Linked DNA regions of Mus musculus: region 2 is linked to region 1. A link is a loop called in an ENCODE intact Hi-C map of the cell type or tissue named here. Cell type or tissue: left cerebral cortex. All regions are shown on one strand. Each heading gives the region's core, and the rest is flanking DNA. Links, peaks and the distances in the headings are about the cores only.

Region 1 (16,933 bases), core at 3,896-11,895:
CACTGGTTTAGAAGAATACATTTGCAGTTGTGTCTTTAATCCATAAGAATTCTGGAAATTGAATTTTTGAAAAACACTTAGTTAACATGAATTCTGGGAAAAGGGAATTGGATGCTCTGTGAAGATTTCAATGCTGAGTGTTGTTTAGCATTCTTATGCTGTTAGCTGTGTGATTTTTCATGTCTCTAGCATCAATATCTTCTAGCATAGGTGTTAAAGGCTATCAGTTTAAATTTCCATGTACAGCCAAGCATAGTAGGAAAAGTGACTGAATAACTGATCATTACCTAGAGATAGCACTTGGTACCTCTTTGAAATTTCCATACTCAGAAGGTGCAAAAGTCCTTCCCTGTGGTTGACACAGGGAGGATATGGTTGGAGCACAGAGGGCGAAGCCCTCCAGAGCTTCATGCTTCCATCACCTCGACCAGGTATTTGGTACATTTCAGCTTTCTGTATCAAGAACATCCCATTTTAGCATAAACGGATGACAATTTTGATTTCTGGAAAGGACAAATGAGGAAACACTTGTAACTGTTTAGGCCCTGTGGTCTCAGCAGCAACTACTAATATTCACATGTGAAGGCAGGCACAAGAAAGGAGAAAAGGAATGAGCATGTCTATTATAATCCAGGACACGTTCATTTTATGCTGAATAGAGAAGAGAGCTTTTTATGTTATATATGTTATATAAGAAAACTCAAATTCCCCATTGAAACTCTCAATTCTTAACTAAAAAGTGTAGTTGTGTCTCCAGTATTCCCAGGTCTCTTTTCTCTTTTCCTTTTTACCAGAAGTCGTCAAATCACCACCACCCCAATATTTTTTAGAACAGCCCATTCTTTTTCAAAGATCACAGGCTCCATTAAATGGTTAACAATGTCAGTAGTCCCTCAGAAGCTGTTTAAATAAACACTACTGCTATTGGAATATGTCTTATTTACCAGGGTTCTTGAGAAAAACAGAAACAATAGGTGAGAATTGTTCATTGATAGCTGATGCCCTATGTTCATTTCTATTGCTGTTATAGAATACCCTAACAAAAGTAATTTTAAGACATGAGGGGTTTATCTGACTTACAATTCCAGGCTCAAGTCTCAGTATGAGAAAGTCAAGTCAAGAACTTGCAGGGGGTAGTCACAATCGCAGTCAAATTCAGAAAGAATGAATGGGTACGTTCTTACTTGTATGTATGTATGTATGTATGTATGCATGCATGCATGCATGTATGTATGCCATGTATGTATGTATGTATGTATGTATGTATGTGGCTCAGGCCCCTTTCTACAGTTGCATTGCCCATTACCCAAATCCAAGGAAGAGCAGTGTTTGGAATGGGCAGGCCTTTCCTCTCAATTATTATCAAGGCAATCCTCACAAACAAAGGGGATTCAGAAGTCCTTCAATAAGAATCTCTTAGGTGATTCTTTGGTAAATTAAGTTGACATTAAAACTAATCAACATAGATGATAGGTAATGCCAGCCTACATCTGCTTCTTCCCCTCGGGGTATCCAGGCTTGTTGCACAGCAGGCTGGACTGAAGGGAGAGAAGCTTAGGGGGTTGGATGAGTGCAGCTTGACAGTGAGTGCACAGGCAAAGAACACCCAGGAACAGCTTTGGAGAACTGATTCAGTTTAGGCGGGGGGCAAAAACTATTTAAACCTTTGGGAGGTGAGTAGGGACTATTGGGATGTGTACATCATTGACCAGGGCCAGGGTGCTAGGAATGCCTCATTTGCATGAGGATGAATTCCAGGTGGATCTGGACATGACCTTATAAAGGCAAAGGAAGTTTAACCTGGCTTTCAGCTATGTTAACTCCTCTGGTGAGGCAAAGGTGGGGAGGGCAGGGCTAAGTGCACTGGGACATATTTCTCCCGCTCATCTCAGAACAAGTTTCCTGGGTTTGGACATGCTTCAATCTCAGTCTTACTCCAGGCTTGATCCTCCCCATCCCACTGCTCCTGGCCCCATTAGATAGATAGATGGATAGATAGATAGATAGATAGATAGATAGATAGATAGATAGATAGATAGATGGATGGATGGATGGATGGACGGACAGACAGACAGACAGATAGAGATAGAGAGATAGAGAGATAGATAATTGATAGATGATAGAGTTAGAGACAAAGACGTCATTTGGTAAATTGATTTTCATAGCTATGAAGTTAACAAAACAAAACAAAACAAAACAAAACAGTGTCTCCAGTCTATAATCAAGAACACCAGGTAAGTCTGTGCTCAGTTTAGTCTGAAGCATGTCTTTGGTACTTTTTCCTGTAGTTATACATTAATTTATATTTTTATTGTTGACTACTATTTCATAAAGTGATTGCACCAGTTTCCAGGATAATGGAAATACTGTGGGTCCTAGTATTCTTTTGACAAAATGAGTTGAGCAGTCTGCTTTAGAACAGAATATTTTACTCTATGTAAATTCTACCTTAATACAAACATTTTTAAAACACACTTATATTTTTGTTTTTGAGACAGGTTTCCTACAAAAGACTAGCATCAAACTATGTAGCTCAGAATGGATTTGAACTTATGACCCTCCTGCTTCAATCTTAAGCTTATAGGCACTCACTACTGAACTTTGCTCCAGATTGTTTTGTTTTTGCTGCTGTTGTTATTTGAAACAGTGTTTTTCTAAATAGCCCTACCTGTTCTGGAACTTGTTCTGTCATCCAGACTGTCCTTGAACTCATAGATGCTCTTGTCTCTGCCTCCCAAGCGCTGGGATTTAAGGCATGTACTATCATTTCTGGATTCAGGGTATTTTTTTTAAAGTTTATTTGCCTGGAATTTAAAGCTCCAAAATGGAGCTCAGAACAGAGTTAGCTTGCAGCACTTGTCTAGCAGGCAGAAGTCCCTTGGTTTGCTCTCCAGAGCCATAAAACAAAACAGAAGTTCCAATATGACTGCTAAAGTAACATCTGTCACATCTGGCCTTCTGGGCAGTAAAAACAAAAACTAATGAAAAAGCTAAGAGGATATGGCACAGGCTTTCCCTATGAAATCCCTTAAGGAGAAATCAAATCTTGTCAACATGTGGCTGAAGAGACGGCTCAGCAGTTAAAAGCATAAGCTAGGTTTGATTTCCCGCACCCACAAAACAGCTCACCACTGTCTGTATCACAGTCCCAGGTGACCTGCCATCTTCTTGCCTCTGTGAGAGCAAGGCACAGCAAGGAAAAAAAAAACATAAACACAAAGGAAATAATTAATTATTTAAAACACCTTATACTTAAATCACATTGGGCACCGTAGCTAGAAAATAGAGAAATAGGCATAGTGCACTATTTAACCAAGCATGTCCCAGGCAAAGTGCTATGTTTGTAGTAACAAAAAAAATAGAAAAAAATAGATATTGGTTGTCCATTGATAGAGTCAATCACATAAAGATGTGTGCATGCACACAATTATTTACAGGGCATCAGGGGATTCAGGGACACCCACTGAATCTCAATTTGCCTAAATTCTATATTAAATACTACTAAGTATTTAAGGCATAGCTATTAGCTAAGCACAGCTAATAAATGTACGTGAAGGACACATTTCATTATAATAGGCATTCAAAAGACAAATTTGGGTAGAATATATGTCAAACTCATCCAAGTGGAATAAGTGAGGTTGTCTGTGCCTGCAGAAGACTGCAATTCTTTAAGTGGCCTGTTTCTAATTGAGCAGTATTTAATTCTGCTGACATCTTAAATTTGCCATATGTGAATGTTAGGAGATAGGCCACTTCACTTAAGTGTACATTCTACTTACACACTTGATTTGATGGCATTAGTTTGCAGGTGTCTCTCCTTCAATTAATTGCATGCTGGTGAAATGCATAATTTAAACTCGGTGTAAAGTTGAAGTATTCAAATGATAGTCTCTTCAATGTAATTATTCCACATAAGGTGGCGTGCTGACAAAATGTTGTCCTTTATTTTTTAAAATAATAGCTTCAAGTATGTTCAAGATTAGATAACACGGAAATGTCAACAACATTAGACAAATATGAAGTGAAAATAATGAGATTAAGATTGCCTTTATCTAATTTTCCTCTATAGACTCACAAGATTTTTCTTTATGACTGCCCCACCCCCTGCCGCGTCCTTCCATGTTTTTCAGCCTGATTTGAAAAACAAGGGAAAGTGCCTTAAGGAAAATATAAGTATGTATAGACACAGTCTTTTGTTGGTCCCTAAGCTAAGTGATGATCTGGAAAAGTACATCAACATGTTTTTATTGTAGTAGCAGAGAGATAAATATGATTTAATTCAACAGAAGTGCACAACTTAATCTACACTTTGTATCTGAATATTGACTTAGGTAATCATTTTCTTATCAATGAAGCCTTGTCAGAATATATACTGGAAACTCAGGGTGTGGCTCAGTGATATAGTGTCTACTTAGAATACAGGAGGATGTACGTTGATTCCCCAATACTATATCTTAAACCTTATTTGGTTACAGAAATTTCAGTAGGCATCAATCAATGTAGAGACTAATAGTTGATCAAAATGCAGAAGATGGGTGATGGTTGAGTGCTCAGCTCTTGATGTGGTGTCTGTATCATGATCTCACAGCAGCCACGGTTACCTGTACAGGATCAATCTAGGCAATATCACAGCACAGATGGGAGAGTCGATAACAATACCCCATTCCTAGGTGAGGAGGTATTGCTAAGTGATGGCTACTGGTGGAGGATCCTATTGTCTTGGGGAATGTTGCTGGCAGCTCGTGTATCTCCAGTGGATGGCCCTACACCCTTGAGCGTACTGGTAACACTAACTGAACTAGGTGTGCTATACAAAAGAAGGAGGGGGAAGAATCAAGGTGGGAGGGGGTGGAGGTTCCAGGAGAAGTGGAGGGGTGGAGTGGATATGATACAGATATATTATGTAGATGTATGAAATTGTCAGAGAATAAATTTAAAACATTATTTAAGCTTCCTTGAAAATTAAATGCAAGTGACTTCCACGGATCCCAAATATGTCATTTTAATCTTGAGTCATTCGCTGACACAGCATCATGTTGTCAAATTAACATTTGATGTTTTATCATAACATTTCATGTTCCATCATATCATAGTTCTATCTATTGATCATGGGCTCCGAGGTGAGGCATGTACTATATCAACACTGCAGTAGGTTAGACAAAAGCTCTTTCATGTCCTAATTCTTGAAAACTGCACACGGTCCTTTTTTGTGCCAAAGGGGCCATTGAAGATTTGACTAACTTCAAGAACTTGAGCTAAGTAGATTAACTTGAGTTATCTTGGTGGATCTCAATGTGATAAAAAATAGTCCTTGTACGACAAAAATAGATGCAAACATGGAATCAGAGAAAAGTCAAGGTGTTTTACTGCTTGTTAAAAGTAGGAAAGAAGAGTCTATGAGACAGAAAAGACAATTCTAGCAACCTCTAGAGCTAAAAGAGACAAGGACAGGTTCTTTCTTAAGGCATCATGAAGAAAAAAGCCAGGCAGGAATTTGAATCTAGCATTATCGAAACCTATTCTGGAGGTCTCACCTGATCTGTAAGAGAATTACTTTATGTTATTTGAAGACATACATGTGCTAACTAGTTACATTAACAATAGGGCATTAACACAATTTCTAACTTCAAAAATATCATCGTACAAAGGGGGCCGCATGTGCATTTGCTTACTAGACAAAAAAAAAAAAATGAGACAGGAAAGAACTAAAAATATGGACTAGATAATTGTGTGGGACTATAGACAAATTGAGCATTTAGGATGACTTAACGCTCAGACAGCTCTCCAAAATCATAGTGGTTTGTGTGGAGCATCAAAGTTCACTTTACCATGCATTAAGTCTTCCTCCTGTTAATAAATAGAAAGAAGCAGATCAAACTGTCTCATTTAGGGGCCGTTTTGGGGAATGAGCTGTGTCTGAAGGATGAGGCCAAAGAGGACTAGGCAAATATGAGCATACATAGCACAGTGTCATATACATGTGAAAGTGTCATAAGAAACTTCTTATTTTAAAGGGGAATAAAATCTTTTTTTCATTTTAAAAGGAAAATATTTGTTCTATACTTATCTTTTTTAAAAATTTTCTTGGAGATCAAGTTCTGAAACTTTGGTGTTAGGCAAGCTCCGTGCTCAAGCTATCTTTTCTAAACACTGAGTTTATTGAATCAGATATCTTAGGGCCCTAGTATGTTTCTTTTTTGTTTCTTTTGTGTTTTGTTTTTTCATGAAAGGGTCTCTCTATGTAGCCCTGGCTGTCCTAGAACTCACACTGCAAATCAGTCTAGCCTCAAACTAATAGAGATCCTCCTTCCTCTGCCTCTTGGGTGATGGGATCAAAGACATGAGCCAGCACTGCCAACCCCTAGTACAAGGAGGCTTTTGTACCACAAAATTAGGCTTTTTTATTCCTATAAGAATTGTGTGTGTGTGTAAATTCACCTTCAGTCTAAAGGTCTAGTATTTCTTTTTTTTTTTTTTTTTGGTTTTTCAAGACAGGGTTTCTCTGTGTAGCCCTGGCTGTCCTGGACTCACTTTGTAGACCAGGCTGGCCTCGAACTCAGAAATCTGCCTGCCTCTGCCTCCCGAGTGCTGGGATTAAAGGTGTGCACCACCCATGCTCCACGGTTTACTATTTCTATAAAGTTTTTTTTGTAATAGAAATATGATATGCTCCCACACCTAGTCTCCATAAATATTTGACTGCCAGCCAAATCAACTATTTAAAAGGGATTTTCCAGACATCCGTCATTTGAGGTTACTATAAAGTTTGAGAAGTTTTCTATTTAAAGTGGCTTAAGAAGTATTAAAACGTGGTTTAAATTGAATAATTAAATATGAATTAATGTAGTTAGTCCTCACACTTGTGTTTGCCCAATATGTGACAGAGCTGGGATTATTCCAAAATTATTTAAAAATCCCTAGTAAGTTCCAGATTCCCTGGTAAATGACCAGATCTTTTGTAATTTGAACTTTATACTTGTAAAATGTGACTATTTACACCAGAAAATGTTGACAATTTAAACGGATGTTTGTCAATAACTTTTTTGGAAACTTCAGCAAAGAAAATGTTAAGCTTTTGCAGGCAAGTATTTTGATATTAGTCTGGTGTATAGTGACATCTAGTGGCCAGGACTCATAATTAAAGTCCTTGAAGGTAGAAAATGTCAAGGTACAAAAAATAAATTGCATAGAAGAAACCTTAATAAATTTGTGAATTTGGGGCTAAAATTAGCTTTTCTTATTTTAGAGTTGCTTGTGAGAAAAATCCGAGCTTCTACATTGGTATACATTCATTATGCCAATAGGAATAAAGGGGATTAATTTGGAAAAAAAATAAAAACTCATGGAAACAGAACAGAGCCCTGGAAATGTTTCATTCAATCAACTTACTATTTAGAACAAACTAGTTTGTTTGAAAAGTGAAAATTGTGAAAGGTTTATTTATTTTGTCTTATTTTCAAATAAAAACAAAGGAAGCATTGTGCCCTATAGAAGATGACCTTTGGGATTTTACTCACACTCAGTCTGCTGACTCTAGAACTCTTGCTGCTTGAGTGGACCACTACACATTGTCTGCCTTCCTTCTACCTAAGAGCCATATTGGGATGCAACAATGATTCTTGCCAATAAAGGGCAGAGTAGAAATGCCTTGAAGTTACCAACTTCAAGAGACACTATCAACAAGAGAATAGAACATAAAGATAATCGGCTCCTTGTCCCTGTGGTGGCACAGTTCTGTGATGTTCTCTGCATGATCTCTCTGCCTGGAACATGTCAGGGGGATGAGAGTCCAATTGTCTGCAGCAGCAACTTGTGCATGTTCTCTCTCTCTCTCTCTCTCTCTCTCCCTCTCTCTCTCTCTCTCTTCCTAACTGGCCTCGAACTCAGAAATCTGCCTGCCTCTGCCTCTCGAGTGCTGGGATTAAAGGCGTGCACCACCACGCTTGGCAGTTTATTATTTCTATAAAGTTTCTTTGTAAGAGAAATGTGATATGCTCCCCCACCTAGTCTCCATAAATATTTGACTGCCAGCCAAATCAACATTTAAAAGGGATTTTCCAGACATCTGTCATTTGAGGTTACTATAAAGTTTGAGAAGTTTTCTATTTAAAATTCCTAACTCTTGCATGTGCCTTCTGGTGTCGCATTTGATAAAGAATGTACTCTGCAACCACTCCATGCTAGAGAGGACCACCAGGGTTCTACAGGATGACTTCTAACTGCCCTTTTCTTCACTATATGCCATCTCTATATGATTACCCTTGCAAAATTATCTTCTTTCTTCATAGATCCAATACTATAGCACATCTTAAAATCTTCTATATAAGGGGTTTTTAAGGAGTAAATATTCTGGGGAAATACCAACCAATTTCTGAAATGAACCACATACCAACCCCTTTCTCAACTTATACAGAATTCTCTCCTCCATTAAAGTTTATCCCTATAACAAGTTATCCAAAATCCCAGCAATGTCTCTCTTTTAATAAACATCAACTTTGCTTCATTAAAAAATGTACCCAAATCATAGCCCAAGTCAGTTTTCAACAGGATCTAAATAAAAAACAATGGTATACCTATACTGTACACATGCACACATGTTCATGCAATTAGGAATAAAATGAGGTTCAAGAATTTGCACTAATTTCATTAGCAATATATCAAAATGAAAGGTGCAAAGACAAGTCGAGGATATTTTGGATTTCTGGCAACTATAACATTTTTTACAACTGCCTCTGGCCCTGCTTGCACTCCTTTGTGAGGTTTCTCTTTATGGATATGGAAGTTAATCAGAAGGAAATGGTCACAATAAGGAAAAAGGCCACCTCCTCTCCAGAGACTTTATGTATTCTGCAGGAAAACTTTAACTGGGAGCTGAGAGTTCATTGTTTAATTAGTTAGTAAACCATATGTGAACACTGTATACGTGAAGACATGAAAACTAGCCATAGACTTTACAAAATGTATTTACCACAAGTCAGTGCTTTTTAATCTACCTTAACAATGAAGTTAACAAACTGTTTTTCTTCACTCTCGAGGTCACACAAGAGGCAGAAAGAACTGTGATGGTCTCAATATTTTACACAAAATAGATTCCAGCTTAGGAAGTAATATGCAAGTGGAGGAGGTCCCGACAGCGAGTGCTTTGACCATCAATCACATGGAAATTTCAACCTTTGGCCACAACTTTATATCGAGTCAATTTATTCTGACCTGATGGGATGGGGTGGGAGGAAGCTGTTTTCTCTTGACATGTGGAAAATTACAAAATAAATCTCGCACATATTTACCCAAACTCTTGCTCACACATAAGTCAGACATGCTAACTACAGTATATGCCTAATTGCAATTTATAATCCAGGGGATGGATGTAATTTTCACTTCATTTAAAAGAAAAAAAAAACATTTCCAAGACAATTACTTACCTTCCATAAGCAGTGTATTTATGAAGCTCAACAGCCATTAAGCTAAATAGACAAGATGAGGCCCTGCATTCCTTTTTAAATCATCATAGGCTCTGAAATTGGAATCCTCATCTTGGACTTCATGGATGTCCCTTATCTCATTGGGTTTCTAGGCTCCAAATTAGCATTGCATCTGTAAGTAGAACAATGATGTTAAACATAACCCTGCCTAACACTGCAATGCACCATCTTATTTATTTCTACAGTACTAAGCTAAGTGTTAAGATTACATGTAAGTTACATGTATGTGCATGATTATGATCACACATGCTGATACTGAAGCTTCAGGTAAGTTGCTCAAATCCAAATCTCTGGGACTGAAAATTCAAACTCTTACACTCAACCACTTCCACATAGTAAATAAGTACAAAGTATCAATGATAAATCATCCTAAACATATATTCCTCACACATCTATCAAAAGCTGAAAAAGCTGAGCTTGGGTGAGCTCACTGGGTTAACTCAAGGCTTTGGGTAGAATCTGCCTCTGCCATGCATGTTTCTCAATCTCCTCGGGTCAGTAGACTAGCTGTGCCATGGAAATTTTACGTTGAAGATTGAAGTGCATAGTATAACTGAAACATTCATAAGGCTTCAGCTCAAATCTAGCAGAGTTGCTGGGGCTTACATCCTGTAGACCAAAGCAAGCCAGGTCTGTAATGTAAAGTCTGACAGTAAGGAAACACACTCCTCTTTTAGTAAAGGGACATGGAGAGTTACTTGGCAAAAGATATGTGTATACAAACTGGTGAAATAAAGGGAGACAGTGACTCAGCATGCACAGCTTTTTTGTTATTGGAATATAACATGGTGTTATAATCTATTGTATATAATGTGAGATGTATGGTTTTGTAATGAGAAAATGGCAAGGCATAATTCTGATATATTCATGAATACTGCAAAAATAAATAAATAAATAAATAAATAAATAAATAAATAAATAAAATCTGTGGGCTCGAGAGGTACGTCTGGAGTTAAAAGTGCTGCCTGCTCTTCCAGTAGGCCCACATTCAATCCCTAGCATCTACAAGGCAGCTAATAACTGTCTGTACTTCTAGTCCCTAGAGATCAAAGGGCCTATTTTGGCCTCCTTGGTTACTTCGTGTAATAGAACATTCAGAAAAACACTTATCCACTTAAAAATAAGTGAAACCTTCAACATCCTTAATCATCAGGGAAATGCAAATCAAAACAACCCTGAGATTCCACCTCACACCAGTCAGAATGGCTAAGATCAAAAATTCAGGTGACAGCAGATGCTGGCGTGGATGTGGAGAAAGAGGAACACTCCTCCATTGTTGGTGGGATTGCAGGCTTGTACAACCACTCTGGAAATCAGTCTGGCGGTTCCTCAGAAAATTGGACATAGTACTACCGGAGGATCCAGCAATACCTCTCCTGGGCATATATCCAGAAGATGCCCCAACTGGTAGGAAGGACACATGCTCCACTATGTTCATAGCAGCCTTATTTATAATAGCCAGAACCTGGAAAGAACCCAGATGCCCCTCAACAGAGGAATGGATACAGAAAATGTGGTACATCTACACAATGGAGTACTACTCAGCTATTAAAAAATGAATTTATGAAATTCCTAGGCAAATGGATGGACCTGGAGGGCATCATCCTGAGTGAGGTTACACATTCACAAAGGAACTCACACAATATGTACTCACTGATAAGTGGATATTAGCCCAAAACCTAGGATACCCAAGATATTAGATACAATTTCCTAAACACATGAAACTCAAGAAAAATGAAGACTGAAGTGTGAACACTATGCCCCTCCTTAGAAGTGGGAACAAAACACCCATGGAAGGAGTTACAGAGACAAAGTTTGGAGCTGAGATGAAAGGATGGACCATGTAGAGACTGCCATATCCAGGGATCCACCCCATAATCAGCATCCAAACGCTGACACCATTGCATACACTAGCAAGATTTTATCGAAAGGACCCAGATGTAGCTGTCTCTTGTGAGACTATGCCGGGGCCTAGCAAACACAGAAATGGATGCTCACAGTCAGCTAATGGATGGATCACAGGGCTCCCAATGGAGGAGCTAGAGAAAGTATCCAAGGAGCTAAAGGGATCTGCAACCCTATAGGTGGAACAACATTATGAACTAACCAGTACCCCGGAGCTCTTGACTCTAGCTGCATATGTATCAAAAGATGACCTAGTCAGCCATCATTGGAAAGAGAGGCCCATTGGACACGCAAACTTTATATGCCCCAGTACAGGGGAACGCCAGGGCCCAAAAGGGGGAGTGGGTGGGTAGGGGAGTGGGGGTGGGTGGGTATGGGGGACTTTTGGTATAGCATTGGAAATGTAAATGAGCTAAATACCTAATAAAAAATGGAAAAAATAAGTGAAACCTCAAAAAACAGTTAAAAATCAAATTTGATCTATGAAATAAGTCAAATGAGATATTACAGCCCTCTCCTATAACTGTAACACTCAAGAAACAGAGGCAGGAGGATCTCCAGTTTGAGGCCAGGCTGGGACATATGCAGAGTTCCTGGGAAGCCTGAACTATAAAACAAAACATTGTCTAAAAACAAATAGAGAAATACAAATGCAGCGAAGACAACAGCTCAGAGGATGCTCTCTTGCTCGGCTCTCTCCAGAAGCTTTTGGAGAATTGAAACTAGATATGCGTGTGATGCGAATGGCCTTCTTGAAACAATATTTGAACAGGATGGGCAGTGTAACAGTCAAAGCAGACATAGACTTTGGCAATCCATCAGTCACTAGCCACTAAGATAGGTCAAATAAAAGGTGGATTTTGAGGACAGAAGAAATACACATATATATGACAGGGTCTCTCTATAGCTTGGAACTTGCTATATAAACCAGGCTGGCCTCAAATTCACAGGATGCCACCTGTCTGTGCCTCCCAAGTGCTAGAATTAAAGACATGCACCACACCATGCTCAATGATGTTTTTGGAAAATATTTTGTCATGTACCTACCATGCAAAAGATTGTGATCCAAAAAAGTAGACCTGTTCTAGACAGTATCTAGAGGTGGTCATACAACTAGAGATGCGAATGAATCAGTTAAGAATGAGCTACTGGGGTTGCAAAGATTGCACGGCAGTTAAGAGCACTAGCTGATCTTCCAAAGGACTGGGCTTCAATACTCACCCCTCATATGGTGGCTCACAGCCATCTGCAACTCCAGTTCCAGAGGATCCCCACTTCTTCTGGAATCTATCCACAGGAGGCAGACAAGAGATGCACAGACATAGGCACAGCCAAATCCCCTTACAGAACACACAAAATAAGTTAACATTAAAAAAAGAAAACTATTGAACAGTTAGTACAGATTGACCATGCTGTAGGTATCTCTCTCTCTCTCCCTCCCTCTCTCTCTCTCTCTCTCTCTCTCTCTCCCTCCCTCCCTCTCTCGCTCTCTCTCTCGCTCTTTCCCTCTCTCTCTCTCTCTCTCTCTCTCTCTCTCTCTCTCTCTCTCTCTCTCTCTCTCTCCCTTCAAGCATGTTTTCCCTAACACTGTGAGCTGTACTCTTTCTCTATGGTTTCCCTCCCACCCCATGGCTGCTGGTACACTCTGGGGCAGACCTCCTCCATTCTAGTTTAACTCAAACAACATGACTTTTTCTCTTTTTCTTCTCCATTTTTCATCTCAGGCCAGCTGCGGAGGTTCACATCTTGTGTGCCCTGGGATTTTCCTTTTCAAAGCTAATAAAGGTGTCCTCACGCTTAAAACAAAACAAAAAGAGTGAACTGACTGGATGCCAGCACCTAAAACTCCTCCTGGTGTAGAATAGGTACACAGATATTATTTAATTGATTAGTCAACTGCTTAGAAAAGATAAAGATACCAAAAAATCAATGTCTTCCAGTGATAACTTATCCCTGTAATGGCAACAAAATAATAATGACCTTCCTCTTGTAGTTGCAAGTAAAAAGCATAGCAAATCCTTTGGCCATTCTCTTTTGCATTTTAATCTTCTATAGTTCAAAGAAGTTATATAGCCCGATTAGAATTGGGTGCATGTTTAATTGTAAAATATGAATTAACTTTGTACCCTTTCTTGTACCTTAATGGAGAAAAGGAATAATGAATAATTAGAATGTGGAATCATATTCATACATTCCAAATAAAATAAGGGAAAAAGACTCTAGGAAATTATGCTAAGTCATAGTACATGTTTATGAACATTAGTATCCCTTCTGTTAATTCTGCTATACTCATAGTTCAGTATCTTGTCTGCTTATCACCAGAGAGGATTTCTCCAGCAACAGATCGGGGAGGGTGCAAAGACACACAGCCAAACACTGTAGAGAAAGAGAGTCTAAATTGAACATCTCCATCAAATTCCTGTCCTTGGAGACCAGGGAACCCTGTGGAAGAGAGTAAGGAAAGATTGTAGGAGTCAGGGGGAATCAGGGACACCAGGAGAACATGAACAGGCTCACTGACTTGCTCTGTTTGGGTGTTGTCTCTTTGAGGTCTGCTGTTTTCACAAGAAGAAACAGAGTGGTGGTAGATCTGGGAGAAAGAGAGAAGGTGAAAGAAGTGGGAGGAGTGAAGGAAGGAGAAACTGTGGTAGGGTATTCCATGAGGGAAGAATATTTTTTATTTAAAACAACATAAAAAATTCAGTGTATACATATGTATGTGTGTGAGAGAGTGTGTGTGTATCTTCTTTTAAATAATATGAACTAACCAGTACCCCGGAGCTCTTGACTCTAGCTGCATATATATCAAAAGATGGCCTAGTCGGCCATCACTGGAAAGAGAGGCCCATTGGACACGCAAACTTTATATGCCCCAGTACAGGGGAACGCCAGGGCCAAAAAGGGGGAGTGGGTGGGCAGGGGAGTGGGGGTGGGTGGGTATGGGGGACTTTTGGTATAGCATTGGAAATGTAAATGAGCTAAATACCTAATAAAAAATGGAAAAATAAATAAATAAATAAATAATAGTACACAGTTTTATCAATAGATACAAAGCTGAAACTCCAAAACCAAAATAAAAATGTGAGCCAATTTGTCAAAACTTAGTGAACATTTTTACGACCCATCAATTGTATCATTGCAAGTCATTAGAGAGGAGATTTTGATGGACATCAATTTAAAACATCAAGAAAAATAAATGATCCTTCATTTCTTTCCTTCTCTTTGTTCTCACCTTCAAGTTGTTAAAGTCTTTGAGAAGAATAAAAGATGACACTTCAGTAGCTCACAAATCAGACTTAACTGTTCCCATGTCAGTTTGAGTTTAGAAAAGATTACTTTCATCTAACAGCCCTCTCAGATACAGTAGTACGGCTGGGTACTATGTCACCTCCAGAAATGATTTATACCACATCCATCTAAAATTTAAAGTATTAGGGAACTCTGCCTTCTATCTGTCTCCATACTTCTAAAACAGCTCCCAACAGCGCCTCAGTATCAAAAAGAAGAAAAAAGGGCATTTTCCTATTATTTAACTACCTAACAACTTTAAAGTTGTGTTTATATTGAGGGTCAGAATATCACACTCATAAAACTATTCACCATCTTTCTAGTCAAGTCAAGTTTAAAGTTTGTTCAGTTTTTTTGTTTGTTTGTTTGTTTCATAAAGAGTCTAAATTGCATGTAAGGTCCCTTAAGAGAAAGATTAGTATGGATAATCATTTTTCTCAATAAACTCCCAATCTGTCAGGCCCGTTAAGAGATTGCACATGTTTACAATCTGCAGAATAACATGATGATTATCACACAAAGGCATCACTGGTGCTCTCAGAAAAAAGAAAATAACTTCTAAACTAACCAAAGCTGGGAATATCAGATGTTCTAATTTGGATAAATCTGATACTGGGGATCATCAAGAAAACATAATGAATTTTATATATAAGAGGGGAGGAAAGAGTCATAAGCTTTTACACAAACCAAGTGAGAATAATAGCCTAGTAACTCCTAATGCCTGGACCAAGAGTACAGATTTTATAAGATAATTGGTGTGATCACAAAATGCAACGTGACATCAGCTGCTCTCTAGAAGCAATGCGAGGCAGGGATAGCATGAGAGAGCTCTCTTTCAGCTGAATGCTAACAAATGTCTACTATGATAAATGGTCCTGTAATGAGACCTCAAGCCAAGGTACTAACAGTGGGAATGGCAAAAAGTGTCCAAAGTGAAAATATACAAGGATGCATAATACCACAACAGCCTATATGCTATGATATGAACACTATGTAGAGAGAGAAATATGAATTACTTGTGAGGCTTGCATGACTGGGGAGGGGGTGGAAAGTGCAATGGCATTAACACATCTTGGAAGCCAAAAAGAAGCATATATGGCAAGGTGAGAGATAATCAGTCCAGATGGAAATTATGTTGGATTTTAAAGCCCTCTCAGAACAATGAGTTAGGAAGTTCTGCTTTGTTGGAAACTTTGATAGCCCCTTTTAGTTCTGTGATTTCATCTCATGTGTGAAGAGAAAATACAGACAGTAAAGTTTCTCACAAGCTACATAGTCTCGGGCACCACTGGCAAGGCAGTAAAAAGAGGATGCACAGCTCACAGTATCAGCACTGTAGTGTTGAAAGGACAGTTCCTGGAGCAGAGCTCTGATTGTTTATTACCCTGCATCAACGTCCTTTCCTTCCCCTTATTCATATGTTAGTCTCCTGCCTGTTATGTAAAATTACTCCGTTTCCTTTGTTTCATTTGTCTTTTTGAAATGGGATCCCTCTGTGTTACCGAAGCCTCTCTTTCCCATGCACTGGCACTTTTTAAAATATTTTTTATTATTACGTATTTTCCTCAATTACATTTCCAATGCTATCCCAAAAGTCCCCCATACCCACCCACCCCCACTCCCCTACCCACCCACTCCCCCTTTTTGGCCCTGGCATTCCCTTGTACCGAGGCATATAAAGTTTGCAAGTCCAATGGTCCTCTCTTTCCAGTGATGGCCGACTAGGCCATCTTCTGCTACATATGCAGCTAGAGTCAAGAGCTGCACTTTTTATGTGACAAATTTTATTGTATGTATTTAAAGTATAAGATATGGTGCTCTAAGGTTTGTATAAAGTAAAGAAGTTACTACAAATTAACCTCCATAAGCTCTTGTAATTAACCCCCTTGCCTATAAAAAAATTCATTTAGCAAAAATCTTGAGAAAACTGTTGCTACTAGTAGCTATAGTCCACATGACATACATTACACCTTACATATTTGCAACTATGTATCTTTTGGCCATCTTTTACTTCAAGATTTTCAGCTCCACTCTACTCTTGCACTTGACCATGAGCCATTGTAGATCAAATATACTCACATAGCAGTATAACTGAACGGGTATTTTCAATCTGCAGTGCTTAAGTGAGCTTTAGAAAATGTTACCTTAGCTGTATTAAGAAATGGCATGAATCCTTGATCAATCAGGCAAAGCAAAATTTCCCTTCAATTAAATCTCCATGGCAAAAAGAAAAAATAAGTTGAGAAGAAAAGAGGCAA
Region 2 (16,933 bases), core at 5,759-13,758, 390 kb before region 1:
ACAAGGGAGAGACTCAATACATGCTAGTCACTATATCAAATGCTTTCCACTCCTTGCACTTGTTCTATGGCTAGTAGAAAACCATTGTATAAATGTGAAACATGCAGCTCAGAGAATTCTTTAACTTGCATAGCTGGTAAGTGACAGTCTCTTCCATGGTAGAAGACAAATCAAAGCCTACAGTATTTCATCCCTCCAACTCGAGACTTATCTGATGTTGCTGAATTACTTCTTGGTCCTGTTGTTGGTAATGATGTGAACACAAGGCTTGCCTTTAGGGCTGTGTCCTACAGCAAAACCGAGAAACTCTCTCTACTCAAGCCACTGGATAGAATATCCAGTAAAAGCAGTAAGCACATCAAAATAAACAGGACTCTTTTTTATGTGCTTGTTTTACTTTGGAAAAAAAGTAAATATTATAATACCAGACCAAGCTGGCCGTGAAGCCAAGAGAATCTCTCTACCTCTCTGTCCTGAGTGCGAGGATTAAAAGCATGAAGCAGAACTCCACTTTCACTGTGAACTATGAAGAAAAGGAAAAAAAAACATATTTTGGAGTGATAGGCTTACATATATATGTGATATCTGCAGACTTCAATAATAGATCAAGTAATTTGGAGGAAGGAAGATGGCAAGTGGAGATTATGATTTTAAGTGTAACCTTTTTCAAAAACAAAATAATGACTTTTCCCTCACATTATAAGTATATATTTAAAAATATCTTGAAAGTAGGAGGAAGAGTAGCTGGTAAAACAAAAAGAAGGGGATATGGGCAATGAATAAGAGCTGGGAATGAGGGATTCATAAGTATTAAAATAGAAGCTGTGGTACTTTCTCAAGGAGCTGAAGGGGTTGGCAGCCCCATGGGAGGAACATCAATATGAACTAACCAGTACCTCCAGAGCTCCCTGGGACTAAATGACCAATCAAAGAAAACACATGGTGGGAATCATGGCTCTTGCTGCATATGTAGCTGAGGATGGCCTAGTAGGTTATCAATGGGAAAAGAGGCCCTTGGTCCTGTGAAAATCATATGTCCCAGTACAGGGGAATGCCAGGACTGCAAATGGGAGTGGGTGGGTTTGGGGAGGAGGGGGAGGGGTAGGGAATTTTCGGAGGAGGAAACTAGAAAAGGGGACAACATTTGAAATGTAAATAAAGAAAATATCTAATTAAAAATATAAAAAAAAAGAACCTGTGAAATGCGGCAAAACCTTTTTATAGTTAATGTATGCTAAAAAATACAAATAAATTTAAAAAAAAACAAAAATAAGGCCTTATGGACACGGTGGCAAACACCTTAATCCTAGCACTTGAGAGGGAAAGGCAGGAGAATTAAGAGTTTAGGGTCATCCTTTGTTACATAGTAAATTCAGGGCAGTGCATGCCTTTAATCCCAGCACTTGGGAGGCAGAGGCAGGCAGATTTCTGAGTTCAAGGCCAGCCTGGTCTACAGAGTGAGTTCCAGGGCAGCCAGGGCTACACAGAGAAACCCTGTCTCAGAAACACAAAACAAAACAAAACAAAACAAAACAAAACAAAACAAAACAAAAAAACAAAAAAAAACTTAAAAAAAAGAAAAAGAAAAAAAAAGAAGAAAGAAAACCAAACCAAGCCAACACCAAACAAACAAACAAACAGAAGCCAAGCAGAGACTGAACTATCACCTGCCTGAGAGTATCCACTAATTCCCTTTTCTTTCAAATACTCACAAAGGTCTTAGGAAGTTTCCATTGTGCAACACAATATTACCAATAGTATTAATAGAACACAGCACATTCTCTAATCTTAAGCTGAACTCCCTAAGGGATTACAGAAGTTTGTGTCTAAAGGAATTGAACTAGAATAATGAAGCTATTAGGAACACTCCCATATAAAGCTAGTTAAGTACTCATCAGTTAAGAACATTTGTTGCTACATATGCAGCTAGAGACACGAGCTCCGGGGTACTGGTTAGTTCATAATGTTGATCCAACTATAGGGTTGCAGTTCCCTTTAGCTGCTTGGGTACTTTCTCTAGCTCCTCCATTGGGGGCCCTGTGTTCCATCCAATAGCTGACTGTGAGCATCCACTTCTGTATTTGCCAGGCACTGGCATAGCCTCACACAAGACAGCTATATCAGGGTCCTTACAGCAAAATCTTGCTGGCATATGCAATAATGTCTGCGTTTGGAGGCTGATTATGGGATGGAGTACCAGAAGATGGCCTAGTCGGCCATCATTGGGAAGAGAGGCCCCTTGGTCTTGCAAACTTTATATGCCCCAGTACAGGGGAACACCAGGACCAAGAAGTGGGAGTGGGTGGGGAGGGAAGTAGGGCTGGGGGGGGGTAATAAGGGACCTTAGGGATATCATTCGAAATGTAAATGAAGAAAATATCTAATAAAAAAGAATTAAAAAATTATTAGTGAGCCTCTTGCCAGCATTGACCATCCCCCAACTGACATCTCTGTATCCTGCTTTGTCTCGTGATTCTCAGAGTCTTCCTGTGATTATGGCCAAGTAGAGCAGCAATGGGGAAAAAAGGAGCATTTGTTGTTCTTTCAGAGACCCAGGTTTGTTTTCCAATGCCCATATAGAGGCTCATGGATGTATAACTCCAGTTCTAGGGGATCCAACACCCTCATCTGACCTCATTGGGGACTCCGCATGTACATGGTGTACAAACCTGCAGGCAAAACACTCATACACATGACATAAATAATTTTTAAATTAAAAATATTAATATAAGCTAGGTAGTGGTGGAGCATGACTTTAGTCTCAGAACTCAGGAGGCAGAGGCAGGTGGATCTCTGAGTTCAAGACCAGACTGGTCTACAGAGTGAGTTTCAGAGCAGCCAGAGCCGCACAGAGAATTCTTATCTTGAAAAACCAAAAAAGAAAGAAAAAACTTGATACAAATAAAACTTTCTTCAAATGAAAAGAAAATACATGTTGACAGCATGACTACATATGTAAAGTCAAGTAATCTGAAACTTATTCAACAGCATAGTGAGTTGAGCATCCTTTAAATGTCCTTCCCACAAAATAGGTAAGTATATGAAAATGGGAGTAATGTAAGTGGCCCATTCTGACTTTTGGATACAAGGAATCAACAACATCTTTTTTTTTTCTCTCTTTTCAAGATCACCTGTTCTGGGCCTGTTGCCTTGTATATATAGCAGTGTCTTGATCCCATCCCAAACCTGGGACATGGACCTTTAAATAAATCTATGAAGTATGAATACTTCAAATGTTTGTAGAAATGGCATGTTTTCTAAGAAACATTTAAGACACAGGATCATAGTGGCACTTCCCCCAATGAATGGGACAAAATATACACCACCATAAAATAAATGGCATCATTTGGAGATCTTCCCAAACTTGCTATCAGTCAACTCTAGAATTCCTCAGATAGCATAGCCATGTAGCATTTCTTGCACTCAGTGACAGCGATAGTGTTGACTGGCCAAAGGCTGGTACCATAGTCTTGTAGTTACCATTTGTAATTTACATTGATTTTTCACTCAAAAGACTAAGAAAGGTGAGAGCTGTGTTTGGACTAAGGAAGATGAGGACTATGTTTGAGACTGGTGAGAGATTGGTGAGCTGGATTCCATAGAGCAAGAGAACACAGGATTCATAGAATCCACTCTGTTGAGTCAGCAAACATGTTTCTGGAGTACACTCCCCGACCCCTATTCTGTCTGGAAAGTCACAAAAAGCAGCCTAATAGGATTTTATGAGCCCTCTATCTGCAAGAGAGAGGTTTTGGTTAAAAATAGTAAAGCTGGGGGACCCAATGCTGATGAAAGATCTTTTGCCCCTAAACCAGGGTGTGCCATTCAGCTCCTGCTGACATACCTAAGAACCTCCAGAAGGGGGCGCAAAGTGAGACTCTCCCAGTGGATCGAGAAAGGTTTGGGCTTGCCCAGATCCTATCAGTTGCTTGAGGGAGGAATCTTTTTTGCCTAGAGGTTGTCAACTGTTGCTGGGAGGTGTGTGTCTGCCCAGATCCTATCAACTGAGGGAAATGTAAATTTTGTTTAGGAGGTGTGTGATTCAGATGAGTACTAAGAGGGAGGATGCTCTCTAAAAGTGGAGGTGTGGGGGTGTGGAGGCTTATCAAAAAACTCAACTTTGTTTCCATTTGGGTGTTGACCATTTAGTTTGTACAGTCCAGACTTCTGGTCTAGAACTAAACAAGGTGGGTGTTACATTTCAGGGCAGCAGCCTTGAGTCAGTAGAGGGAGGATTCTTGCTCCACTGAATCCACTCCTGCCCATGAACAGGAATTGGTGATGCTCCTCACTTCTGCCTTGAAGGTCAAAGCGAACAGCCTAATAGAACATAATGGGTGGGGACCCCAATTCTGGTATAGGAGTTCTTGTTGAAAACTAAGGTAAAGCTGACAGGTGCGTGTAAGAATAAGAATTGTTTCCTAAACAATGATTTTCATAAATTTCTGCCTATGTCCCCATGTTTCCCCACCCCTGCCCTTGTCTTGTCCTGTACTGCCACCCAAACCCACAAATCCTGCCTACATTACTTCTTGTTGGGAAGCCTGTGACTTCCTTTGGTGAGTGAGGGCACTTCAGTCAGTACAGTGAGGAATCCTCTGTGTCTGCTAGTCCACTCCTTAAGAGAGGTGATGTCAAAAGACTTAGCCCCATTTCCAGTTCAGTAAGGGCCTGAAGAAAACCCATTATCCATTATAGTGTACCTACATATAGTGTATGTACATTTTCACTCTAAGGACCAAGGAAGGAAAGGAGTATGTTTGTAGCTAGTGAACTTGTGTAGGGAGAAGAAGGGACCCTAGGATTCAGAGAAAACACTCAATTGACAGAATTCCATGACTGGAATGTCCCTCATTTGTGCCTGGAAAGTCACAGAATGCAGCATAAGTAGATTCAATGGATGGGCTACCAGTTCAGCAATGGAGTGTCCTGGTCAAAATCAGTTGAGAGACTCTGAGTGGTGATTAAAGGAAATATCTCTCAAATAGGTAGTCTCAGAGAGTTCTCTATCGCCTGTAACATCTGAGAAACTATAGGAGCCATTGAAGCTTGAAATGATTACTTCAAAGGTGAGTGAAGAAGGTCTAGGTTTCATTCAAAGTTTGTGTTACTTATGTCAGAACATCACAGAGATCCTGACGCCACTTGATATGCTAAGGACCTAAAAAGCAAGGATTCTGCAATAGTGACATTCCTTAGCAACACACCCCAGTATTGAGAGACTCCAGGCAATAGTAGCAGGATATAGGTCATCCTCATTCCCCTTGTGATGGGAAGAAAGCCTTGGAAGAAAGACTTGAGTCAGCATCTGTCGAATCAATTGAATGTGAATTTCTAAAAGTCATCTGGGTTTAAGACCCTGAATTTGGATTAAGGAGAGCATTTGCAGTCTCGCAATCTACAGGGTCCCACTAAATCTATCCCCTAGGGGATTTCCTTAGCCTTGTGTGACCCCAGTAAACCTACTACACTAAGTATTTGCACAGAAAGTCCCAGAGAGGGAGGTATTATCTAACAGAGGCGCAGATTCAGTGGGCAGAATATTTCTGGACGTGAATTCTCAGTGAGCCTATGTCATCTCTTAGAACTGAGTAAACCATGAAGAGTTTTGAGGGCTCAGGTATTCTTTCCTTTCATCCTAAGGACCCCTGGGAGGGAATGAGAGCATTAGATGGAGTTAATCCAAAATGAGTGCTGCATAAGGAAGGGGCCCAGGTTTACTAACAATTTGCTATGATAATGGCACTGGCTTCGAAGCTGAGAGATCTTCCTATCTCAGAGAGAAGGGGATCCATCAGAATTAAGCCTTCCACTACCACTTGCATTCTCAGTGCACACCAAATGAGGTGGCAGGCTGCAGTCGAAAGTACACTTTAATTAGTTCCATAGGGTTATCAGAGGATAGGCTGGTCAGAACAAGGGCAGAGTGGGTTCTTAGAGCAGTACTTTTACCAAATCCTGTAAAGGTGGGCTCCTTAGAGCCAAAAGTTATCTCTCTGTTGAACGTACTTATGCAATCTCAATCTCTCTCCAGGTAGCAGAATCACTGGTTTGCTAGTGCACACCGAACAAGATCAATATGCCTCGGGGTCAGAAAAAAAGGCTCAATGCTGGAGGAAAATGCCACCAGGCTAGAGGTGAGACCCAGGATCTCCAGGGTGCCCAGGCCCCTGCAGCAGAGGAGAAAAGCCATTTCCCTCCATCTTCTCCTCATTTGGGGGTTACTACCCATAAAGAATCTGCTTCTAAGTTACAAAGCACTTCCAAGGTGCCTCAGAGAGCCCTTTCTACCGCTGAGTCTATGAGTGATTCTCTCACAAGATCATATAGAGGAGCTAAGTGCAAAATTAAGAGAAAACATAGCTCTTTCCAGGCCTCACCTTCTACTGTGAAGCGCCCTATAAAGTCTCTCATTGGTGCAGTCCGCCTGGTGGTGAGCTACATGATGGAAATGTGTAGAATGAAAAGGGACATTCTGAAAGCAGATGTGTTGAAGATGATCAATAAAAAAAATAGAGAACACTTCCATGAGATCTTCACAAGAGCTTCATTCAACTTAGAGGTGGTTCTTGGTGTAGACATAAAGGAAGTGGATTCTATGAAGAATTCCTACACCCTTGTTAGCAAAATGAATCTCCCTAACGACGGTGTTGTGACCAAAGGAAGGGGATTTCCCAAGACTGGCCTGCTCATGAATCTCCTAGGGGTAATCTTCCTGAAAGGAAATCGTGCTACTGAGGAAAAGATCTGGGAATTCCTGAATAGAATGAAAATATACGATGGAAAGAAACATTTCATTTTTGGGGAACCCAGGAAGCTTATCACTCAAGATTTAGTGAAGCTTAAATACCTGGAGTATCAGCCAGTGCCTAACAGCGATCCTGCAAGCTATGAATTTCTGTGGGGTCCCAGGTCTCATGCTGAGACAAGCAAGATGAAAATCCTGGAATTTTGGGCTAAGATCAACCATACAGTTCCAAATGTCTTCCAGTCTCGGTATGATGAGGCTTTGAAAGATGAGGAAGAAAGAGCTGCAGCTGCAGTCATTGAAACAACAACAGATGCCAATTAAAGGTCCCACAGCCATGTCAAGCAGGTCCTCTCACACCTAGTGAAGTTAAGAGTTTTTTATTTGACCTTGTAGTTCAAGAGGACATCGAAAGAAAGGGCTGATGATGGACAGTTTGCAACTAGAGAAAGTGGAGTGAATAGCTTTCTGTTCTTGTTCTCTATGGGCAATTTGGAAAGTTATCTGCCTTTTTGTTTAATTCAGTTTTCAAATATTCTTTTTCTGTATCAATATGATTAGCTCAATATACTATGTTGTTCGTACAAATTCATCGGTATGCAGAATAAGTTTCTTTATAAAAGAAATTTTAAACAATTCATCATTAAATATATGATGACATAGAGAACGAGAAAAATGGTAATTTGGTTAATATTTGCATTAAAACTTTTCTCTTTATATGATAAAATAAAAATAAAAATATATAAATGTCTTTGTTTCATTTATCTAGGTGGAGTTGAATAGGGGAAACAATGTTATCAAAATTTATTGTATGAAAATTTTCAATTAAAAATTGTGCACGTAAGTACTATTCAGTTAGGCCCAAATGTTCATAGGCTTAATTGGTCCCTAAACATAATTTGACCATCTACTCTTAGTGATTCTATGCTAATACTGGAGGGCTAAGATAACGAAGATGTAGTAAATAACCATTCAATTAATTATACTGTCCAGAAAAAGGAAGTAAAGAAAGAGTATTTTACAGGAATGTAATCAACTAGCGATTATTTGATTAATACAAAGTTGGGTCTTAGGAAGCCTCGAGGATTTCAGTGGGAAAGAATTTAAAATTGGCTACTGGATAGGGTTAGAGTAGGATGTGCGAAAATATTTTCACAGCTTCATTTCTTAACACTGGGAAAATGCCCTGGGCATTAATTTGGGGGAATTGGGAGAGAACTGGCAGGACTAGAATGCATCCTGTAAGGCTCTGCCAGGAGTTAAAGATCACTGAATACCCTGGGTGTTGTATATACTCATAATCTGAAAAAGGAGCCATTGCTCAAGGAAAGTGAGACACCTAGAAAATCCTGTGCTGGCACTCTTTGTCATGGACTGGGACATCCAGAGGGTGCTCCTTTAGAGGACACTCATCAGGTTACACTGTGTGCGATTTGGCAACTTTCAAATATTTCCAGTAGAGGTTAGAGGGATAAAAGTTGAAGTGGCTTTAGTTGAATGCCAACTCAAGAGAAGGGAAGTTTCAAGGTACCTGAAGTATGTTTTTAAAAAAAAATTGTGCTGTTCTTGGCAGTGGTGGCACATGCCTTTAATCCTAGCGCTGTTAAGGCAGAGACAGGCACATCTCGGAGTTCAAGGCCAGCCCTGTCTACAGAGAAAGTTCAAAGACAGCCAAGGCCACACTGAAACACACTCTCCAAAACAAAGCAACAAAACAAATGAACAATAGAAAAAAATATGTTGTATCAACTGAGAAAGTCAACCTCACACTGAAATTGATTTTTCATAAGGAAAAAAAAAATAGCACTTGGTTTCTCTTGGTAAGTTTGACTTTATCCGAGAGGGTTTTCTTTAATTTCCAACATAGTTCCTGGCTTTAAAAAAATAGTGTGTTTTATTGCAATATGGAAAGAAAATGAGTCATAACAAGATTTTGTATTTAAAAAAATTAGTCCCATAATTTTACATATTTAATACATACTTAGGCATTCTTGAAAGACAAGGCTTTTTTCCTAATCATTTCACATATGAAAGGCCTGAAGCTTACAGATTTTGGTAATGTGCAGTTTCACACAACTGGTAAACTACAAGGCTTGAACCCATTGTCTGATGTAGTAGGAGATACTAGGAGAACAACCTCTCCTGTGCCTGTTGGACTGGACTACTCTTGTCTACCCCTTCACTTTATGACAGTGCTGGGCCTTATATTTAATATTCTGAGTTTTCTTGTAGTCTATTCAGCCACCCCACTTTTTTCCTTATAAAACGGTTTATTTTTCCAAATTAATAGTGGTTTGATATTGTTTTACAAGGAGATCTAGAATACACATTATTTAACTTTTTCTTAGTTTTCTAAAACCATTTACCAAAGTGTATATTTGCCAAATAGTAACAAATAATAACTTCAGCTTTACAAGCTTTTGACATATTATCTCCCATATTGGTGATGCCAACTCTTTCCCAAACAATATAAAGATTCACTACTTCTCAGTTTTCCCACTGAACATGGTGTCGTCTTCAAGCTGGGATTCATGCAGATCCTATGGAGTGAACTAAATTGTTCTTCTTCCCATTTTCCTGTTTGCTGTGAGTTTAAGGATCCAAGTTTGTATGTGCTTCAACTTGACTTTTCTGTGGTGACTGAAATGATTTTGTCCAGCTTTCCATGGTATTGATTCTTTGTGAGTTTCACATCATGTACTGCAGTGTCACCTCCCTATCCCCTTGTATCCCACTCCATCCTTGAACCTCTCCCCTAAAATAAAATTAACACACACACACACACACGCATAGAAAATATATCGTCGTGGAAGATGTAGTGTGGAAGATGCAGTATGTCACAGTTTGTACCACAGTATATCCTTCTGTCCACACATCTTCATTTGCAAATGTCTGTTACAATGAGTCATTGTTCTGGTTTGAGGTCTCTGGCTTCTGTGAAACCATCAATATTGAATCCACATCAGGACTCCTCCTGGTTATCCTGTTGTTGTCCTGTGTCGTGGAGATCCTGCAGCTTTGGGTCAGCTGGACTGGCCCTTTGACTCCCCGCAACTGTTCACAAAGGATGTAGATTTGGGGGTAAGTCAAGTCAAAGCCTTGAATCTGGGCCTTGGTGGTATCTGAGTTGGTCAGACTGCCAGCTGTCCTTTATCCACTCCACTAGGGGGAGCTCTCTCCCGCTACCATAGCAGTGCCAGTGCCAGGGGCAGCAGTGATGGCAGGCTAAGCTGCAGCAAGCAGCTGGGAGCCACAGCTGGAGCCGCTAGGCAAGCAGGCAGTGGGAAGTAGCTATAATCAACAGCAAGTGGCTATGGGCAGCTGTGGACAGCTTGTAGCCACAGCGGTTGCAGCAGGGGCATGAGCTAGGCCTAAGGGGGTAGATCCAAGGTCCAGCAATGAATTCTTAGGGAAAGAAAACCCTTCCCAAGAGTGTTATAGCTCAATAAAACAACCACTCTCAGATGATTCTTGGTGAAATAACTCATGCACTTTATTCCACGTATACAGGGACCTCATAAATATTTTGGGAGTAGTGTGGGATCCAAGGGTAGATGCTGCCATTGGCTCAGTCTGAGATGTTAAGGATGCTCTATTTGTATGGGCAGGGACTTCAGGTGTTGTCCCTACATAACTGGTTGTCATGGCCCTCTCAGTGGGGTGTCGTGATCATGTGTTCCAGAATAAGTAGGTCTTGGCAGGGAGCTGGCCCCATGCCTGCTGTTCTCAATTCTGATTTTTCCTGGGGTTTGGGCCTACTCAACTTCTGTCTTGTGGCATGGTCCACTTGTCCCACAAGATCCTGTTGAATGATGTGCAGGATATGGCTGTCTTAACAGGTAAGGTATGACTCAAATGGGGCCTCTAGATTAGGTATAGGTTGGTTGGGTCCTGGGCTCTGGAAAAAGCTATACAGAATCTGGTTTACCATGGAGATTAGATGTGGTACTGGAGGGCCCAGTAGGCTTGGGACAGTAGATCTTAGCAGAAGTGGGGACTTTGGGGTCAGCTAGGGCAATAGTGACCAGACTAGGCCAAGAAACTGGTGTGAGACCCAGGCTAGCCTGGGCATTAGGGAGAGGATAAGATGAACTCACCTGGCTAGACCCTGCCAGAAGATCCTGATTTTTTTTTTAAAACGGATTTGTTTGTTTGTTTGTTTTATGTGAGTACACTGTTGATTTCTTCAGACACACCAGAAGAGGGCATCAGATCACCATTAGAGATGGTTGTGAGGCACCATGTGGTTGTTAGGAATTGAACTCAGGACCTCTGGAAGAGCAGTAGGTGCTCTTAAGTGCTGAGCCATCTCTCCAGCCCAATCATGATTCTTCTTTTAAGGAGAGATTTTGTGTCTAATACATTACTAGAACAAAAGAATGGAGGAAAGAGAAAATACTACTTAAATGGTGATTATGTTTGAAAATCAGATTAACTCAAATAATAATGTCCTCATATTCCATCATTCAGGACAATTTCCTTTTAGAAAATTATAGCCTTTTCAATGTGAATATGTGAGGCCAAATCTTACTTTTAATGAAAAAAAAATAGAACAATCTTGTGTTTTTCTAAAGAAATGTCTGTCCGAGGTCTTTGCCTTATGTCATGATTTCACTATAGTACAGGGAAATTGGTCATATAATTTAGTGTTTCCCAGTGATTCTGTGACCCAGGAATGTGAATGAAATGAAAGAGATTCCTAAAAGAGGAGAAGATAGAAAACATGTCAGGCAGAGATGTCGACTGGAGCTTCTACTACCCTAATAATTACTAAAGATTCCCAGGGTCTGCCTTACCCGAAGGAGACTCACATGAGTGGAGGTAGTCTGAAATCTATGAGAAACTGAAAACCCTGATGAGGAAGATGAACCCCAGAAGCACTCACCCAGAGCCAAGTTGTGCATAGTATCCCGTCACTGTGGTCAGGTCACAGAGTTCACAGACAGCCTTCACTGAGTGAGGCTAATTTCTCCTTTGGAAATCTCTGGAAATGAAGACCTTGGTCTCAGGCCTTGGCTGACTCCAGCCTTGAGACAGAGGCTTTCCTAGGTGTGATAGGTACAAAGTAAACACTCTGAAAAGTGCTAAAACTACAAAGCCTCTCTCAGTGAGACCCTTGTATTATTCTCTGTCAAACATTATCGAGATTTCAGGCATAAATGTAAGACAAAACCACTTTCATACCCACCCTGCTTAGCAGAAGGAAGGTCCTACAGTGATTTAGACTTTGAACCGAGTTTGGACTCCCAATCAGAAATCCCACATAAAACAGCAATCTGTCTGACACTTCTGGAGTAGAGACATGTGTGTGATGAGGTCAGAGGTCAAGTGTGGTAGTTATTTGTTGTCAGGAGCTATCCACTTTTTTTCCCCCTCAGGCATTTTTTCCTGGTCTAGTATTTGGCCAACAAGGCCCTGGGATCTGCTTCTGTCTGCCAGCCCAGCGCTGGGATTACACGTCACACTCAGCCCAGCGCTGGGATTACACGTCACACTCAGCCCAGCGCTGGGATTACACGTCACACTCAGCCCAGCGCTGGGATTACACATCACACTCAGCTCCTGGGAACTGAACTCAGGTAGAGTTTTAAGGTATGTGCTTTGCTGACTGAGATGTCTTTTCAGCTCTTGTCTGCCACATCTTAGAAATGAAGGATATTTGTGGAAAGATAAAGTCAGTCACCTTAAATCCCATTAACGAGAGCTACACAAAAGGTACTGTTTTTAAAATTGTTATTTATTTACTTTACATTCCAATCCAAGCTTCCCCTTCCATCCTCTCCCCCTCCCCCCGCCCCCCCAAGTCCCTCCCTCTCACCTCACCTCCAACCTCTCCATCCCTCCTCCCCTTCTCAGAAAAGGGGAGGTCTCCCATAGATATCAATTAGCCTTGGCATATAAAGATTCAGTAAGACTAGGTGTCTCTTCTACTGAGGCTAGACAAAGCAGCCCAGTTAGGGGAAAGGGATCCAAAGGCAGGCGATATAGTCAGAGACAGCCACTGCTCCTGCTGTTAGGAGTCCCACATGAAGACAAAGCGTCACAACTGTTACATATGGGTAGAGGGCCTAGGTCTATCCCAGGCATTCTCTCTGGTTGGCAGCTCAGTTTTTATGTTCTTGTAGACAGAAGAAACTGTAGATGGGAGATTTTGTGGCTAGATTGGTGCCCCAGTCCGGCTATTGGAAGTCTTGCCTGGTTACAGGAGATGGTAGGTTTGAGCTCCATACTCCCCATTACTGGAGTCTTAGCTCAGATCACACTTATACATTCCTGGGACTTTCCATTGTCCTATGTTTCTAGCTCATCACAGAGATGCCACTTCTCAATCCAGTTGTCTCTCTGAGTACTCTCTCTCTTTCTATCCTCCCCTATCTCGTTCCTCCTGTTACCATCGCCACTGCTCCCCTCCCATGTCCCCTCCACCCAATACCCCCCATGTCTAATCTAATTATCCTTCTCATTGAAATTCAAGCACACCCCACTTTGGGCCCTCCTTGTTACTTAGACATATTTTTTTTTTAATAGGGAAGACATTAGGTCAAGAAATAGGAAGTCTCAGACCCTGCTCAACATCTAATAATGTACAGTAAAGGAGAACTGAGATCATAACCTACAAATGAATATATGGGAAAACAAATGGCCTGGCCCTTTGGTCCCTTGTATTCAGTCCTTATATTAAGGAGAAAAGAATGAGGCAGAAGCTTTCATATGGTTTTAAAGAACTGACTTTATTTTAGAGCGGTTTTAAGTTTACAAAATCCTGAACAGAATGTAAAGGTGCCTATGCAACTTGAGTTCCTAAACATATACAACCTCCCTGCTAACAGCATCCCATAGTATAGTGGTACATTTCTTACACACTAGTAAATTTGTATTACATGTCATTATATCAGATTCTAAAGTCCATAGTTTGTTATACTTCACTTGTGGTGTTGCATATTGTGTGGGGTTTTGATAAATTTCATAATTTATATTCATTGTTAAAGCATCACTTTACTGAAAACCATGCCTCGCCCTCTATGGTCATGTCACACTTCCCTCTGAGTGCTAGATACCGCTGACATTTTACTGTCTTCACAGTTTTGCCTTTCCCTAAGAATCTTGGATAGAATACTCACAGCGAATCTTCTCCATATTGATCTCTTTCACTAAGTAATATGTGCATAAGTTTCTTTTGTATCTTTTCGTGGATTTATAACTCATTTTTTTTTAAGAAAAGTTAGTTGTGGAGCCTTTAACATACAATATTTGTTCAAGTTGTGTCCATTTGAACTAGTCAAGTCACAACTAGAGGACAAGTCTCTATTTTTTAATAACATAGTCCAAATGTACCACCAGTCTATCTGATCTCAAACTGATGAACATCGTGATTGCTACCAGTTTGGGCAACTACAAATAAAATTGTCATAAATTGGGTTGGAGCGATGGCTCAGAGGTTAAGGGCACTGACTGCTCTTCCAAAGGTCCTGAGTTCAAATCCCAGCAACCGCATGGTGGCTCACAACCACGGGTATGATCTGGCACCCTCTTCTGGTGTGTCTGAAGACAGCTATAGTGTACTTAGATATAATAATGAATAAATCTTTGGGCCAGAGCGAGCAGAGGTCCTGAATTCAATTCCCAGCAACCACACGATGGTTCACAACCATCTTTACAGCTAAGTGTACTCACATACATGAAATAAATAAATAAATAAAATCTTTAAAAATTTGTCATAAATCATTCTGTGCAGACTATTGCATAGGTGTTTTTCGTTTGTTTGTTTGTTTGTTTACTTATTTGGGTAAGTATCAAGTAGCATAATGGTTGTAGTCAATGGTAAAAATCTGTGTGGTTTTGTAGGAAACATCCAAATTGCTTTCCAAACTAATTGTACTATTTTCCATCCTAACCAGGGATGAATGAGGGCTTTTATTGCACAATATTTAGGTGCCTGTATCACCTGCACTTCATTTCACACTCTCGTCATTTGTCTCAAACTAGTCATCATGTCTCAAGATGAAAAGGACCATGTCCACGCTTATGAGAAACACTACTAAGCCCAAGCTGAAATCCAGTGTCTCCAAGTTGTCCCCAACTCCTACCCTTTTGTACCTTTCTGTTTTGGGGGGGATATTTTCAGAGCAGAGCTGTTCCTGGCAGTTTCTAGCATCCTCAGAAACTTCTGCCTAACCACCAAGCTGTTCTGTCATCAATGTTTTGGATTTGGGCTCTTATAATAGATGTGGAGTAGTATTACATTTCTATTTTAGTTTGCATTTGTCTAGAGCATATAATGTTAGGACATACATACTTATATTCTGTATCATTTGGGGAAGCATCTTTTCAGATCTTTTCTCCATTTTATACTGAATTTTGTATTTATCATTGAGTTGTAGATACTCTTGAATATTATGAAACAGACCTTTATCAAGTAGTTCTTTACAAAAATTTTATTTCTCCAAGTTTGTGAGGTTTCTTCTTATTCTCTTTTTGATATTTTTTCTAGGGAAGGGATGTGTTTTAATTCTGTGAAGGCAAATATATCATTTGGTTCATGGATGCCCATTGTTTTTTGCCTCAGGTTTAGAGGAAATGAGACCATTATTCTTAATGTGCAGTCATCAGTGAACAAGGAGGACAATGGCCCTGCAGGGCTCTTAGATGAGGACACTGAGTAAAGACTTAGGGACTGAGGAGCTCAAGACAGGCAGGGTCTACTGAGCTATCATCACTGCATGTTCCTTGGCAGGGATGGTTGAATGAGTCACCCTTACACTTCCTTGTATGGGTCCCAGAAAGTTTCTTTTCTCTGGAAGAGAGACGTTGAGAATGATTCTCCCTTTATTTACTTCTTACTAGTAATACATAGTATTGTACATAATAATAGTTTCAACATAATCTTTTATACATGTATTAAATATACATCAATCATGTGTGTCCTGCATTCATGGGCTCTTATTCTATTCACCATCCTAATGATCTCCTTTGTCCCCAATATTTCCCTTTCTACTTTCTTGTCTTTTCTTTGTAGTCTAGTTTTTTTCAGCACCCCACTCCTTTATTTCCTCCCTTGTAAAGGAGACTTCAGTTCAGGAGCTCTCCTTTCCTGCCCTCAAGTCCCCATGAGACAAGGGACCACAGGCACCAGATCTTTGGTGAGAGAGTACAGGTCTCAGACACTTGTCTCCAGCCCAGAGGTTCTGGCTCTTTGTGTCAGATGAGTCAGTAGTACCCTTCCAAAGGAGGGACCAGGGCCAGTTCTGAGTGGCAAATGTCTTGAGACAAGAGGTCACCTTAACTTGGCCTGAGGGGAACCCATCACAGCAAAGATCACCTTTGTCTGAAGAGAGACTAAGTCAGTGTGGGCAAGCCAGCTCAGTTACCTCAAGGGGAACACAGTCCTTCATTGAGAAGGACACAATCCACATGGATGGATGCTCTCACACTCATCAAGGCAACACACCCCCTTCATGGCCCATGTGGCTGCAGCTGGCAGCAGACACAGCAGGCTTCTAGGTGGATGAAGGGAGATGGCCTAGATTCCAGCCATAGGAGCTTATTGCAGCAGGCTTCCAGGAGGGGAGCTCAATCCCTAGGACGTTGACCATGACTTTACCCAGGGCCTCCAATACCTCTCGCTTGTAGACATCAAAGTCACCGTCGATTTGTCTGACATCCTGCTCCTCCACCACCCACAACAGGCAGTTGGTTTCTGTGATGAGGCACACATCGTGGCTGACAACAATCACAGCCCCCTTATAGTCGTTGATGGCCTCCCCCAGGGCGTCGATGGACTCTATGTCCAAGTTATTGGTTGGTTCATCCAAGATGAGGACATCAAACTACCGACCGGCCAGCTCTACAAACACAACTTGGGCTTTCTGCCTACCAGAGAGTTTGCAGATCTAGACGATGTGGGCGTGGCTCTCCAGGCCAAAGCGGCCCAAGCACTTCCGGGCATCTTGGTAGGGCAGATTGAAGCTCCTCTGCAGGTGCTCAGTGGGCGTCTCCTCCATGTACAGCTGCTCTGCATACTGCTGGTTAAAGAAGCCGATTTTCAGCCAATGGTTCTTCCTCATTTCCCCATTGGTTGGTGTCAGATTGCCCATCAGGAGGAGGAATAGTATGCTCTTCCCAACACCATTAGGACCCACAATGAAAAATTGGGAGTCCTTGTTGATGCTGAAATCTAGATTCTTA

The links. A loop is a pair of places that touch in the nucleus more often than their neighbours do. Peaks named below come from ENCODE experiments on the same cell type or tissue, not always from the same donor. Only the 100,000 strongest peaks of a DNase experiment are listed, where the experiment ranks them.
Region 2: a loop joins it to region 1, with 5 times the contacts of the local background. A loop is called at or near these places in 2 of 42 quality-filtered maps.

Annotation. Positions count from the first base shown.
Region 1 is chrX:85,923,368-85,940,300 of GRCm38, reverse strand. No RefSeq gene overlaps it. Among named protein-coding and RNA genes, the nearest start is that of 5430427O19Rik, 62 kb to the right of the region's middle. In left cerebral cortex, for the core only: a CTCF peak has its summit at 7,130 (motif pointing left); a DNase peak (open chromatin) is centred at 7,118.
Region 2 is chrX:86,318,082-86,335,014 of GRCm38, reverse strand. It overlaps the pseudogene Gm8844 and the pseudogene Mageb8-ps. Among named protein-coding and RNA genes, the nearest start is that of Mageb4, 70 kb to the right of the region's middle. In left cerebral cortex, for the core only: a CTCF peak has its summit at 9,938 (motif pointing right); no DNase peak of the experiment used is centred there.